Regions from separate parts of the Homo sapiens genome. Here region 2 is linked to region 1. A link is a contact called in ENCODE POLR2A ChIA-PET data. All regions are on one chromosome and are shown on one strand. The core of a region is the stretch at or near the end of the contact, and the rest is flanking DNA. Distances in the headings are between cores, read along the strand shown. Region 1 holds the start of AGPS (alkylglycerone phosphate synthase). Region 2 overlaps LOC100130691 (Putative uncharacterized protein FLJ44553).

Region 1 (2,527 bases), core at 11-2,510:
CAGACTTAATTTATTCATCTGTAAAATGGGAGAAAACCGCACATACCTCATAGCTTGGGAAGAAACAAAGGATTTAGCACACTTTGGCACACTTAAAAGTACACTTTAAACATTAGCTACTTATTTTTTTCACTCTCGGTTTATCCATTTATCCACGGTGACAAAGCCACACGTCAGAAAGTAGCTTCTCCTAATAGCCTTCATCAGAGATTGAGGAGATCGAGACCATCCTGGCTAACACGGTGAAACCCTGTCTCTACTAAAAATACAAAAAAAAAAAAAAAGATTTCTCCAAAAACATCGAAAGTCAAGATCTCTTACAAACATCCCTCATCGGTTAGACTCTTGTCTTTTAGCTTCTGGTTACACAGAGCTCAGTAGCTATACCACCACACCTTAAACCACTAGCTAGTGTTTGCAGTTTATGGCTTCTTACCATTCATCGGTTTCCTCCCTCAAAGTCAATACATCTTGATCCTAAGCAAGTGGAACTTACCCCACAGAAACCAGTCAGCACCTTTTTCCAGGGCACCACCAGTTTCCCCCACAGCAGGCTTTCGCGAATGAGAGAGATTCCTATGATCTATCATCTAGTACAAATTTATATCTCCTCGGAGAAAAATAGAACCTCTGCTACCCATTCCAAGACCTCAGCACCAAAAGTATTAATTCAAGATAAAAAATGAATTCCTGGCACTAAAAGCTCAGGAAAAAGGAATCCTTTAAACCCTTCTCCAACGAGAGTTCTTCAAGCCTGTTACCCTCACATAGTGACCAAAATCCACCATCCCATCCCGCCCCCTTCCTGACAGAATCCAGGGTCTAGTCCACTCTCTCGAAAGAGAGGTGGGTCCCTACTTTCAGGGACCGGGATGCCTTCCGCCCACCCGTGTCACTTCCCTTCCCACCTCGCCTGTGCCCTCCTGCAGCACAGGCCCGGCCTGGTCCCTCGACGCTAACTCCTTCCACATACCGCTACTCACCGCTTCTTTGGGATGGTGCCCGACTCCTGCGCGGCGGGAGTGGCCGTGGGCGCTGCCGTGGCCGCCGACGCGGCTCTCCGCGCTTTGCACTCATTGGTACTCAGAGCCTCCCGGGGCCGGCCCAGCAGATGGCCAGAGAGAACCCGCAGCCTCCGCCCGGCGCGGTCCGGGTCCGGGTCCCGGTCCCGGTCCGCTGCAGACCCGTAGCTCGCGCCCGCGCCCAAGCCAGTCCCACCCGCTGCAGCCGCCGCCTCCGCCATGGCTACCGCCTTGTGCTGCCGCCCGGAACCGCTGGGCGCGGGTGAAAGGTCACTCAGAGCGGCGCCCGGCGCGACCATTCGCTGCGGCGCATCCCGGCAGCCACCGCGGCGACTTGGCGGCGGGTGCCATGCGTCTGGAGCTTCACATTCTCTGCCCCCCACCCACCGCGCCGGCGCTCCCTTGTCACGCCTCGGGAAGCGCGCACCTGCCAAGCAGGTGAGTTCGAGCTGACTCCCGGTTGGCCCAGCCCGGTCCAGCTGGACCGAGAGCCAAACCACGTCCGCCCTCGAGGTGTCCTAGAACCCTGGGTGGTGTCCTCGGGTGTGGCCTGGGGGCTTTCGAGGGCAGATGCCTTGGAGCAGGAGAAATGGGCAGTGCTACTGGACCTGATGGATCCAGCGGCATCCTTTTCCTGAAAGAGATTCTAATGTTCCACCTGTGCTCTTCCTCCCTGCGGGGTCACCAAAGTAACTCAAAGCTGACCATCATTGCCTCTAACCATTAGAGCAAATAGCTCTATCATTTTCTTATTTCTCACCACCTATTTCGTGCCTGGCACTGTGTTTAATGCTAGATCACAAGTAAGTACAGAAACTGAGTTGCAACTTAAGTTCTCATTTCATTCATTACTGGATCCTAACCCCTTCCTAACTTTAATAGAGATAAAGTTTCTTATTGCTACAGACAAAAATTACCCAAGAGCTGTGAAGACATCTCAGTTATTTACAGATTGAATTCATTTCTGGAAGATAGCACGTGAAAAGTGCTCCTCACCTGTTTCAGCCGGTGTCTTGCATAAGAATTAGCTTAGACAAAAACTCACATACACTGGCCATTGTCATTCTCCATCCTGTCACCACTTTCACATCATGCTTTCCTAACAAGAAAAATATTGGCAGAGGAATCTGAAGAACACCACATCCATGGGACTAGAGACTAACAATTGCTCTCTTGGGTGTTGCCAGCTTCTAAAATTGAGATTATGCCTTTAGAGTGAACTTCCAAAGAGGCCCAGACTGGTTAAAAACTCTCAATTAAGGGCTAAGCAAATTGCTGTTGGAGGGCCAGCTCTAGTCTGTGGCCTGTTTTTACACAGCCCTCATGCTAATGGTTTTTGTATTTGAGAAGGGTTGTTAAAAGAAAACAAGAAATTTTTTAAAAGAATATGCAACAGAGACCTTATGTGGTCCCAGAAGCCCCAAAATATGTATTACCTGGCCTTTACAGGAGGTCCGAATGTCTTCTGAAATTTATATACGAAGAGATACCAAACCATTGAAAAC
Region 2 (2,527 bases), core at 11-2,510, 83 kb after region 1:
AGTACCTGGGACTACAGGCACACGCTGCCACGCCCGCTAATTTTTGTTGTTGTTGTTTGTATTTTAGTAGAGATGGGGTTTCACCATGTTGCCCAGGCTGGTCTCAAACTCCTGAGCTCAGGCCATCTGCCCGCCTCGGCCTCCCAAAGTGCTAGGATTACAGGTGAGTGCCCGGCCTCTTATCTTGAATTGTAATTCCCGGGTGTTGAGGGAGAGACCTGGTGGGAGGTGATTGGATCATGGGGGAGGTTCCCCCATGCTGTTCTTATGACAATGAGTGAGTTCTCATAGATCTGATGGTTTTATAAGGAGCTCTTCCCACTTTGCTTCTCTCTCCCTCCCTCCTGCTGCCTTGTGAAGAAGGTGCCTGCTTCCCCTTCACCTTCCACCATGATTGTAAGTTTCCTGAGGCCTCCCCAGACATGTGGAACTGTGAGTCAATTAAATCTCTTTTCTTTATAAATTACCCAGTCTCAGGTAGTATCTTTATAGCGGTATAAAAACAGACTAATACAAACAGGTAGCTCTAAATTGTGAGTTTTTCTTAACTCCTTTGATCTTCTGTGATAGCGATTTTTCACATTTCACACTTCCCTAATGCCAAAAATCCACCTCCAGCAGCTGTTTTGCCTCTTTCTTATCCTGCCCCTTGGAAGAATGTCATCATTATTGCTGCCACAGCACTGTGTTCTTTTTCAGAAGTTACAGCAAGAATTGGTTGGCTTTCTTTCTTTTTTTTTTTTTTTCTCAGACAGAATCTGGTTCTGTCGCCCAGGCTGATGTGCAGTGGTGGGATCTTGGCTCACTGCAACCTCTGCCTCCCGGGTTCAAGCAATTCTCTCGCCTCAGTCTCTCGAGTAGCTGGGATTACAGGCACAAGCCACCATGCCCGGCTAATTTTTGTATTTTCAGTAGAGATGGGGTTTCACCATGTTGGCCAGGATGGTCTCGATCTCCTGACCTCGTGCTCCACTTGCCTTAGCCTCCCAAAGTGCTGAGATTACAGGTGTGAGCCACCGCGTCTGGCCAGATCTGCTTTCAAATAAATGAAAAGAAGACCAGGGTTAGAACTGGTGGGAAAATGTGAATATTAGAATTCTTTTAAAGAAATATAGTTTTACCACATAATCTAAGGTCGTGTGATTAAGTACAAGGCATTGTTCTAAAAGGCTTGAGGAAAAGTTGTTTCTCCTAAGAGGTTAAACAAGCTCATAACCCTACCTCTCCTCACTTGCAGGCACAACCACTTCCTGTGTTTTTTTCATGTGGAGCAACTGATGTTTTCTCAATCTTATATAAGATGTTATACAAGGCCGGGTGTAGTGGCTCATGCCCGTAATCCCAGCACTTTGGGAGGCCGAGGTGGGCAGATCACCTGAGGTCAGGAGTTTGAGATCAGCCTGGCCAACATGGTGAAGCCCCATCTCTACTAAAATACAAAAAAAAAAAAAAATTAGCTGGGCATGGTGGAAAACACCTGTGATCCCAGCTACTCAGGAAGCTGAACCTGGGAAGTAGAGGTTGCAGTGAGCCGAGATCGCACCACTGCACTCCAGTCTGGGTGACAAAGCAAGACTCCATCTCAAAAAAAAAAAAAAAAAAGTTATACAAAAGAGGTTTCAAGCGAGTTCCCTACCTTCCTCAGAATCAGATTTTTCCCCATAGGCTCCTCTAGAAATTATGGCATGGCTACTGGAACAGTAAAATATATCTAGAGCAAGATTCTTCTCAACCCTTTTGTGCCTTATCCCCGCTCTCTCCTTTGATATTTGGATATATCATTTGGTTCCCTAATAATAATAATAGCTGAAGTGGGTTGTGAAATATGACTTTTTTATTATTCAACCCAATTTCTGTTCCATGGCCACATATCTCTGGGCTGTTAGGAAAAATCATTTTACGATATATTTTCAACTCATACCACATAGTAGCAGGATCTTACACAGTGCCAAGGCTTCTGGAATGGGGCAGGTATCTTAGCTGGTCCTTAACTAGTTCACAATGATTCAGCCAAGATTCATATACATTGTAGGGGTCCCATGGCCCCTTTATGTCTAGGACCTTCTATTATTTCTGAGTTACCCTATTGTTTCTGAGTTATGTTCATCTGCATAAATGCATCTGCATAGTCATTCCCCTAATTCCTACTTGCCAGGCACTCTTCTAATTACTCCATGTGCATTGTCTCATTTAATCCTCATAATAACCCTATATGACAGTGTTGCTATTATTATTTACATTTTATAAATGAGGACATTGAGGTTAGGTAATATGCCCGAAGCCCTTATATCTCAGTAGTGCTGAAGTTTTTGCTGTGGATTGACTCTCTACTCTTAAAAGTGTGAGTGCTCATTAATAATCCATTGGCACACTCACTGTGCTTCTCAAATCTTAGACAAACCTCTTGTCATCACCTTGAAGAATTCATCTTTGCAAAGACCCATTACACCAAGGCATGCCAGTCATCTTAGTTAATCTTCATATTCAGTTCATGAAGCAAATATTTCTAGAGACTGGCTATATGCCC

Evidence for each region. ChIA-PET counts read pairs that join two places held with the same protein, here RNA polymerase II (POLR2A).
Region 2: POLR2A ChIA-PET joins it to region 1 with 10 read pairs in CD4-positive, alpha-beta T cell. The contact joins the enhancer-like site here to the promoter of AGPS in region 1. POLR2A ChIA-PET finds 5 or more read pairs at or near these places in 4 of 52 experiments (BJ, CD4-positive, alpha-beta T cell, CD4-positive, alpha-beta memory T cell and 1 more).

Annotation. Positions count from the first base shown.
Region 1 is chr2:177,391,506-177,394,032 of GRCh38, reverse strand. It overlaps AGPS (alkylglycerone phosphate synthase), which reads right to left and starts at 1,260. Exons shown (of 20, transcript NM_003659.4): 1 at 984-1,260. The coding sequence starts at 1,243. LOC100130691 (Putative uncharacterized protein FLJ44553) reads left to right here and starts at 1,342. Exons shown (of 9, transcript NR_026966.1): 1 at 1,342-1,460. RefSeq lists a silencer at 1,041-1,260.
Region 2 is chr2:177,308,869-177,311,395 of GRCh38, reverse strand. It overlaps LOC100130691 (Putative uncharacterized protein FLJ44553), which reads left to right. Exons shown (of 9, transcript NR_026966.1): 7 at 68-163; 8 at 361-432. Among named protein-coding and RNA genes, the nearest start is that of MIR6512, 3.8 kb to the left of the region's middle. Within about 2 kb of position 1,260, at least 2 of the 41 ENCODE cell types and tissues checked have a DNase peak (open chromatin) inside an H3K27ac peak, as active enhancers do; they include CD4-positive, alpha-beta T cell, where a contact is called at or near this core.